Linked DNA regions of Homo sapiens: region 1 is linked to region 2. The links are chromatin contacts, found by Hi-C or POLR2A ChIA-PET in ENCODE. All regions are on one chromosome and are shown on one strand. Each heading gives the region's core, a stretch centred on a gene start or an enhancer-like site at or near the end of the contact. The rest is flanking DNA. Distances are from core to core; before and after follow the strand shown.

Region 1 (4,147 bases), core at 1,559-4,058, 87 kb after region 2:
CCCTTGGAATTCACACAGCCAATTATGCAATACCAGACCACTGGGAAGCATTTCTGGCTGGCTCAGCTGGTGATCCGATTTTACCCTGCAGCACCAAGATTGATAGACCTTATAATTTTATCCTGGTTAGCGCAGATGGTTTTTACATAAGTTTCTAAAAACCTCCTTTCTCCCAAAAGAAAAAGAAAAACAACCTAAGCCCCTACGAAGGGGCTTGCCCTGGTAACATCTCACCATAGTAGATAAGTACCCTGATCACTGGCTTAAGAAAAAAAAAATCCCTTTTGTGATTTCTGAGTTTGCTGTGGTTTAATTTCATTGAATGCTGTGTGTACTTGTTTATAAGAGTGAAAAGGAATAGTAATTTGCCCCTCTCTAAATCACTCCTTTTACGAGGCTTTTTTTGGGCATGAGGGGGATGGGAAAGAGACTCATTCTTAGAAGGTACAGCATATCAATGCAAGAGCTGTTAGTTTCCCTCATGCTAATGACGAAGTATAATTTTGAAACATCAGATTCATATGCATATATGGTGCATACATACATAATTGGTGTATTTACAAAGCACCTTGCAGAATCTTAGAACTCTTAGTTCTATTAACACTTAAAGGGAAAACCAGAGTGCAGATCAGTCAAGCACAACGGACTGTAGTTGCTTTCAATTATATTCACCCATTATCTATGTCTAGGAAAGAGATCTCTAAAAAAGCAAAATACATTTTATGAAGCACTGCCACAGTCTGTTACGCATTTATCTCCTTCTACAGTTCCAATTACAGAATAAGCACTAGCTACTACACGGAACGGCAGCACTAGCCAAAAAGATTTTTCTAATCTGAGAGAAATGCTCCCATATTGACTCTGCAAAGAGAAACAACTCCCCTTTCCTTGACTATAAAGAAGGAAGACAGATGGCTTCTTGTTTAGGACTGTAGTTTTACTTTCAGCCTCCTCCCCGAGTTAAAAACAAGATGTACTTTTCTGGCTTTGAGGGAAAATCTCAAGGGAATGTTTTTTATTCTTGGCTGCACTGAATAATTCAACAAACATTTGAGAGAGCTGAGGGAGATACAAAGGAGAAAATACTTTTCCTTGTTCTCAGGGAGTTTACAATCTAATTCTGGAGTTTACAACCAGAATTGGGACTAGAACCATTAGTTTTATGTCTTCACTTGTATTTATTGGTTTAATGGTTATGGGAAACACATGTAGGATTCGCCAGCTCCGTGGTATGGTGGACCCTCTGATTAACCTGAAAGGAAACTAGAAAGAATGCAGAAGAATTCAAGATCTCAATCAGTTGAGTACTTGCTGACCTAGCAGCACTTTCTTATGTTATTTAATCTTGACCACAAGCCTTTGCAGTCATCCCTGCTACCAGCATTTCACAGAAGCGGACAATGAGATTTGGAGAGATAACTCGTCCACAGTCACGAACTCAGGAAATGGCATAGGAAAACATCAATTAGGAATTCTTCTTCCCTGGCCCTTTCTGTAGCTGTCCCCTTACAGGCTACCATTCCAACTTTCCTTGGCTTAGATTCCCTTTCAGTGCATGTAAAGTCAATTTAATTCTGTGTTCTTTTCTTCCCTCTATACTTTAACTAATCTTTAAAACTTGATGTCTCATATTTGGTGAATCAGTCCTTTTGGAAGTCTCACTCCCTTGCAGCTTTGCAAATAAAGTTTTTCTTTTCTTTCCTGTGGCTGTCTTTTGAGACATTCTTTGACAAGATGAAATGACATATGAAGGCTATAACAGTGCCTGATAATGTGGGGTTTTTTTTAACATCATTATCTTTAGTTTTATTTCTTTCACTTTTTAACTGTTTTCACCTCATACTGTATTTCCTAACGACTCGTTTGGAATTGTAAATTTCTTGAAGGTAGTTACCACGTCTACTCTAACTTGTTGCTACTTCCTTGAGTCTTACTGATTTAGCAACAGGAACTTGGTAAGTCTCTTTTGCTCGCCTCTTTATTCCCAGTACTAGTCACTGGAACGTAGTGTGTCTTCAGTAAGTATTTTTAATATGAATAAATTAATGTCCCCTTATTGTTTTTTGTAGACTATCCTGTATAAGAAAGTTTAGCTTAGATCCAGTATGGCTTTGACTTGCGAGCCTGGATAACTTTTTGCCTTTTCCTCATTTCTGGCTATTTATTACCATTTCAACCTTGGGAACATTTCATTAGGTTCTTGGTCCCTTTCAAGCCTCAGTTTCCACATCAGCAAAATGGGGACAGTAGCAACAGATGCTTGTTTCTTCCCGTCTTCTTATCACCTATTCCTTCTCCAGGAAAGGTTTCTTGTGTACGCTTTCCTCTGGAGAAAAAAAACAGCCGACGGGGCGGTAAGAAGCCATCAGGATCCTGAGTTGTGCGTCCAGTAGGGAGAGGGAGAAGTCCCGCTTGCCTCCTAGATCCGGAAGCAATCCGGCCCCTTTTTGGCAGCGAGTTGGCCCGGTCTTTGGCTGCCTCAGACCGCGTTGCCCTCCAGCCTCGAGGCAGAGAGCTGCCTCGGTGCCACAGCTAAATAAGCCCGGCGCCGCGCAGCCTCTGACACGCGCGGAAGGGCCCGGCCTTGTTCTGGCTGCCGCCGCCCTGCCACCAGCACGGCGCTGCACTGGGGGCGGGGAGTCTGATGGGAGACGCGCGCGGCGCTGAGGAGGCGGCGGCCCGGGAGAGGGAGCGGGAGAGGGACTGGGCGCGGGAGGCGGGAGGCGGGGGGACAGAGGGAGGCGCCGCCGCCGCCGCCGCCCGCCCCTTTCCGCTGGGGAGCAGCTGCTGCAGCAGGAGCAGAGCAGGAGACGCGTAGCCGCCGTCGCCGCCGCCGGGGGATGTGGCCGGCGCCTGCCTCTAGCCGCGCCGCCTCTTGAGTACCAGCCGCCGCTGCAGCCGCCGCCGCCGCCTAGCCGTGCGGTGCCAGGCCGCGCCCTCCCCGGGCGCCCGCCGGCTCGCATGCCGAGGGGCTCCGGGGCGTAGCTGCGCGCCCGGCGCCGCCTCCGGGCTCCTTCGGCCCCGCCATGGGCTGCTGCAGCTCCGCCTCCTCCGCCGCGCAGGTGAGGGGCTCCCGCCTCCCGGCCGCCCGCCCGGATGCCTCCCGTGCGCCGCGTCGCGCGGCGGGCGCCCGCCGCCCGATACCTCTCGCTGTCCCCAGCCTCCCCTGAGCGCACCGTGCAGTCCAAAGACCCCCACTCCGCCTTTCCGTCCGCCGGGTCCCGCCGATGCCCGTGCGCTGGCTCCGCGGCTGCCGACTCAAAGGCGCCTCTGCGCGGCGCCTAGTGCGCCCTCAGCTCTTCCCGGCCCCTTCCCCAGTCGGCCCCCTCCTCCCAGTCACACCTGAGCTGCCCGTCCCGCCCGCCTGCAGGTAGAGGCTGCACTGGCGCCTCCTCTGCCCCAGGTGGCATCCCCTTCCCTGTTCTTCCGGGCCTGGCTCCTCTCTTCCACCTCCGTGGAGTCTCCCCGCCATCCGCCGCCCGTTTTCTGTGCTCCTCGCAGGTGTACCCCCAGCAAGAGCTCTTCACCTCTCCCACCGAATTCCAGTTTCTGCTTCATTAGATATTCTGTCCCTTTTCTCTTGCCCGCTGCCCCCTGGCTGGGTTCAGATGGTTTCAGCGGGTCCCGGAGCCCTTCCACGGCCCGCTCCGCAGACCTCGCTTGCTCGCTTGCACCCCATCCCCCCTTAGTGCCGTGACCCGGGCCCCGCGGCCTCCCCGCACTCGGAGGCCCCTGCGGGAGCGCCGACTCTGGGCTGGGAAGGAGATTGGGCACCTGGTGGGTGACGGGAGCGCTACGGAAACTCCCTCTTTGTTGCCAGTGTAACAGGAGGAAGAGGTTCCGAATTTAGTTTTTCTGTGGGCACTGGCTGAATGTTGTCGCTGAGGGCTGAGATGCAGAGATTTCTCTCAGCTTCTACCCTGCCCCCATCCAAATTTCGCCAACCTCCTTCTCTCGGATCCGAGCCCTTAACCTGGGTGGAAATGTTTAGACAACTGTACGAGGATCAAATGTAATAGAACTCGACTACTGGCCACTAATAACTGAGAGGACCTGTTTGTAAATTACCTAATTTAGTGGATTAGCGAGTGTATTTACAAATACTATAAAAAGCAATCAGGAATACTGCATCAAACTGTCTTGTGGT
Region 2 (4,510 bases), core at 1,402-3,901:
AAACAAAAATATTTAAAAATACAGTAAACAAGGAGTGAGTTACAGCATCTCATACACAGTAGCCGTACAATTAAATGTTAGTTGTTGGTAGTAATACTTTGCACTAATAACATTAGTCATCACTGTTGATGTCATCATGTTTTCTGGCACATTTTATGTTTCACTGTCTTTATTTATGTTCCCTCTCTTGTTCACCTAGATCCTCCAGCCAGTCTGCAAGCTCTTCCAGGCAGGATTCTGCTTCTTTCATTCTTTTATCCCCAGCACAGAGTGCAGTCCCTGACACGTAGCAAGCATCCAGTACATGGGGAAGTGGAAGTGGGAAAAGAGAAGCAGCAGGACCAACCAGCCAAGTTTTGTGGTATTAGCACTCTGGAAAAGGAAACTGACTAGGACCTTCATGTAATAGTGGGAGCTTGGAGAGGAAGTGAGGAGGGAGGAAAATACAGCAACCCTTGCAGAAAAGGTGTACCTAACCCAGCTAGGGCAAAAGGGTAAAAGGGGTACTGCAGGCTGCTGCTAATCAGGGGAAAATGAGGAAGGTGAACATTCAGCTGAGGAAATGGTAGGAGTTTAGCCCGTTCCTGGAAAAGCAAGAAATGGAGCACGATACTAAGACCCCAGAAGAGAAAGACCTCCAGCACAGGAGATTCAGCTGAAGACTCTTTGCTCCTCTGATGACTGAAAATGGACCAGGGAGCATGTGAAAGACTGGCATTGGAGGAGACTCTCAGCTGGTATATGCTATCTATACTTTTGGTCTGTTGCTGTCTGTTCACTGAAACTCTTTGCATACACTCATCTGAAGGCTGAAGGGAGATAACACACTGGGTCAGAGATGTATTTTCCCCAGCAGAGTAAATCTCCAACTCCACAGGCAAGAGATCTGGCCCACTCCAGTCAGATCACCCACACCCTCTACAAAGCTGCATTTCTGTGGGCAACCGTGTGAGTCCTTAGTAGAATTCACAGGAATATATTGCATTATTTAATGTGTTAATCATCAAAACTGCACAGATTCTATAGAACTTATTTTAGAAATACAGATAAAATATGTATAAGTTAAGAGAAACAATGTCTGGGATTTCTTTCAAAATAATCTAGCCCAGGGCCCAGGCACGATAGCTCACACCTGTAACCCCATCACCTTGGGAGGTCAAGGAGAAAGGATTGCTTGAGGCCAGACCTGGGAAACATTGTGAGAGCCTGTCTCTAGGAAAAATTTAAAAATGAGCCAAGTGTGGTGGCATCTGCCTGTAGTCCCACTACTCAGGAGGCTGAGGTGGGAGGATGGCTTGAGCCTGGTGAGGTCGAGGCTGCAGCAAGCCATGATCGTACCACTGCACTCCAGCCTGGGAGACAGAGTGAGACCCTATCTCAAATAATAACAGTAATCATCATCATCATCAACATCATCTAGACTAGAGAGGAGAAAAGTCAGCATGCATTGATGAAACAAGATTCGCCATGTATTGATAATTTTTGAAGCTGGGTGTGGATACATCAGGTTTGTTATAAAGTTCTTCCTACTTTTTTGTATATGCTTTACATTTTTCATAATAAAATGTTAATAAAAAATAGTTTTCGCGGGGCCCAGTGGCTCACGCCTATAATCCCAGCACTTTGGGAGGCCGAGGTGGGCAGATCACCTGAGGTCAGGAGTTTGAGACCAGCCTGGCCAACGTGGTGAAACTCTGTCTCTACTAAAAATACAAAAATTAGCTGGGTGTGGTGGCTCATGCCTGTAATCCCAGCTACTCGGGAGGCTGAGGCAGGAGAATCGCTTGAACCCGGGAGGCAGAGGTTGCAGTGGGCCAAGATCATGCCACTGCACTCCAGCCTGGGCAACAGAGTGAGACTCCATCTGGAAAAAAAAAAAAAAAAAAAAAAAAAAAAAAGAGTTAAGTGCTGACCCAGGCCTTCAGGTAGCCCAGGATTATATTTTATGAGGCATATATTTACCCATGTGTTTTTTTTAGAATTATGCTTCATCAACTTGATAAGATCAATTATTCAGGGGTACTCTATCATCCTTCTGCTTGGTCTCTTTGAATAGTGGGATTACTGGTTATTATTTTTTCTTTTTTATACTTTTCTGTATTTTCAGAATTTTTTAAATGAGTGTCTATTGCCTTTATAGTTAGGAAAATCAATAAAGCTATTTATTATCAATGTGGACTCATGTATTTTTAATTTATAAAATGGATTATCACATTATGCATTATAATAAACCTATTTGAAATTTTACATGTGACAGGAGAGTATTTATTTCTACCCCACAAAGAGTAACAAAATAATACATAAAAATAAGAAGTTTGGATTGTCCAAACAGTAGCCATTAAGAAGAGAATGTACTTTATGTTAAGGATGCTTCTCCCTAAGAGGCAAGCCAGTTAAATGAAAAAAGTAGAATCCTGGATAAATATAGAAAATGTTTGCAGAAGGAAATTTTATTTCATTGCCTCAGTCCTAAACGGCATTAGCAAATACTGCAAAGTAATGAAGGAGGTCATTAAGAAGGAACTAGAAACGCCTTCCAATGTTATGGAAGAAATTCTGACATCTTAATTATATTCTGCCACCTAGTGACAAAGGAAGATTAACATACTTGCTTAGCCCGGCTACAACAGCAGAGAGGCCTGCCCTCCATCATCTGGACACCAGAGCCATGGCCTGACTGCCAGGGCAAGCCTGATCCTACAAGCGCTTGGTGCACAGCATCCTCTCTCTGCTTCTGCTCACAACTCTGGGAGACACTGCAAATATGGTCAAAAGCCACGGAGCTGTTCAGTCTGTGGCTGACAGACTTCCTATGGAGCCAGGTCTACCCTCTGCCACTCAGCACAGTGCACTGGGAACTTTGCTGTCTCCTGCCTGTTGCTAAGGACTTCCAGGGAGAAACAAATTACGAGACTAAAAAGGCATGGCTCACATTGGGCAATTTCATCCCTAACTTCCACTGGACTTAAAAAGAGGAATAAATACAGTGATCCCCTTACCCTGAAATGGGATAACTTTTTTATTTTTATTTTTATTTTTTTTTTTTTGAGACAGAGTCTCGTTCTGTCGCCCAGGCTAGAGTGCAGTGGCGCGCTTTTGGCTCACTGCAACCTCCGCCTCCTGGGTTCAAGCAATTCTCCTGTCTCAGCCTCCAGAGTAGCTGAGACTACAGGTGCACATCATCACACCTGGCTAATTTTTATATTTTTAGTAGAGACGGGGTTTCTCCATATTGGTCAGACTGCTCTGGAACTCCTGATCCCAGGTGATCCAACTCGCCTAGGCCTCCCAAAGTGCTGGGATTACAGGCTTGAGCCACCGTGCACGGCCTGGCATAACTTTTATGCACAAATCTTTGCGATTACACGAGGTGATAGGCACAAAAACTATTGATTCCCCCAATATAAATTGGGGAAGGAGTGGATGTTCTCAAAGCGCATTCGGGGCAGCCACACACCACCTGGAAGAAGCTTCGGGTCTCGTGGATGTGGCCCAAGTGAAGTGGTGGCCCATCATGCATTGCGATGGTGGGTAGGCGGGTAGGGGCGGGGCTAGGGCCGGAAGTAGAACTGTGGCCTCCATGGCCACTTGGGACCCCAGAGGTTCTATGCAAGAAACATAGACTCACCGTGATTCTTTTTTTTCTTTTCTTTTCTTTTGTTTTCTTTTCTTTTCTTTTCTTTCTTGTTTTGTTTTTTTGAGGCGGAGTTTCACTCTTGGTTGCCCAAGCTAGAGTGCAATGGCATGATCTCGGCTCACTGCAACTTCCACCTCCCAGGTTCAGGTGATTCTCCTGCCTCAGCCTTCCGAGTAGCTGGGATTACAAGCATCTGCCACCATGCCCAGCGAATTTTTGTACGTTTAGTAGAGATGGGGTTTCGCCATGTTGACCAGGCTGGTCTTGAACTCCTGATCTCAGGTGATCTGCCCGCTTCTGCCTCCCAAAGTGCTGTGATTACAGGCGTGAGCCTGCCTCCCAAAGTGCTGTGATTACAGGCATGAGCCATTGTGCCCCGCCCACTATGATTCTTTAGAGGCTCTTTGGGGTCTCCTCTGTGCTTCTGTCAGCAGTTTCAGTCCATTTTCCCAAGAACATTGGTGATAACAGCAGTGACATTTAATAAGGAAATTGATCCTGTGTAGAAACTTCATGGACAAGATTAGAGAATACAAATCTAAGTGACTGGCATCTGTAGGACCTTTTGATATTGGCCCACCTTTTCATATTGGCCCAATGTGTCAGCAAGAGCTGGAGAGGAAGCTTTTAAAGCTTGAGCAGATGGCTCATGGCATCAGAATAAATCTTCCGTGAAAGCAATGTCTGAGACGGGGCTAAACTAATAGTCTAAGTCAGGGATCAGTGAACTATCAGCCTGCTTTGTAAATAAAGTTTTATTGGAGCACAGCCGTGCTCATTTATTTAAATATTGTCCTATGGATGTCTTCACACTATAACGACAGACATAAGTAGTTGCAACAGAGACCGTGTGGTCTGAGAAGCCTAAAATAT

What was found. Hi-C counts contacts between places; a loop is a spot of excess contacts on that map. ChIA-PET counts read pairs that join two places held with the same protein, here RNA polymerase II (POLR2A). Pooled maps may share reads with other maps.
Region 1: a loop to region 2 is called in a map of dorsolateral prefrontal cortex, with 5 times the contacts of the local background. The contact joins the promoter of SLC44A1 here to the enhancer-like site in region 2. A Hi-C loop is called at or near these places in 18 of 168 maps with a recorded cell type or tissue (Caco-2, Calu3, IMR-90 and 13 more), 3 of 37 single-sample maps with no recorded cell type and 26 of 50 pooled maps. POLR2A ChIA-PET finds 5 or more read pairs at or near these places in 7 of 52 experiments (A549, AG04450, CD4-positive, alpha-beta T cell and 3 more).

The regions. Positions count from the first base shown.
Region 1 is chr9:105,241,843-105,245,989 of GRCh38, forward strand. SLC44A1 (solute carrier family 44 member 1) reads left to right here and starts at 2,809. Exons shown (of 16, transcript NM_080546.5): 1 at 2,809-3,062. The coding sequence starts at 3,027. LOC112268038 (a long non-coding RNA gene) reads right to left here and starts at 3,751. Exons shown (of 3, transcript XR_002956866.2): 1 at 3,177-3,751. RefSeq lists enhancers at 2,451-3,355, 3,356-4,147 and silencers at 2,582-3,181, 3,192-3,331, 3,672-3,751.
Region 2 is chr9:105,154,685-105,159,194 of GRCh38, forward strand. It overlaps LOC105376197 (a long non-coding RNA gene), which reads left to right. Exons shown (of 4, transcript XR_930205.3): 4 at 200-257. Among named protein-coding and RNA genes, the nearest start is that of SLC44A1, 88 kb to the right of the region's middle. Within about 2 kb of position 2,652, at least 7 of the 41 ENCODE cell types and tissues checked have a DNase peak (open chromatin) inside an H3K27ac peak, as active enhancers do; they include dorsolateral prefrontal cortex, where a contact is called at or near this core.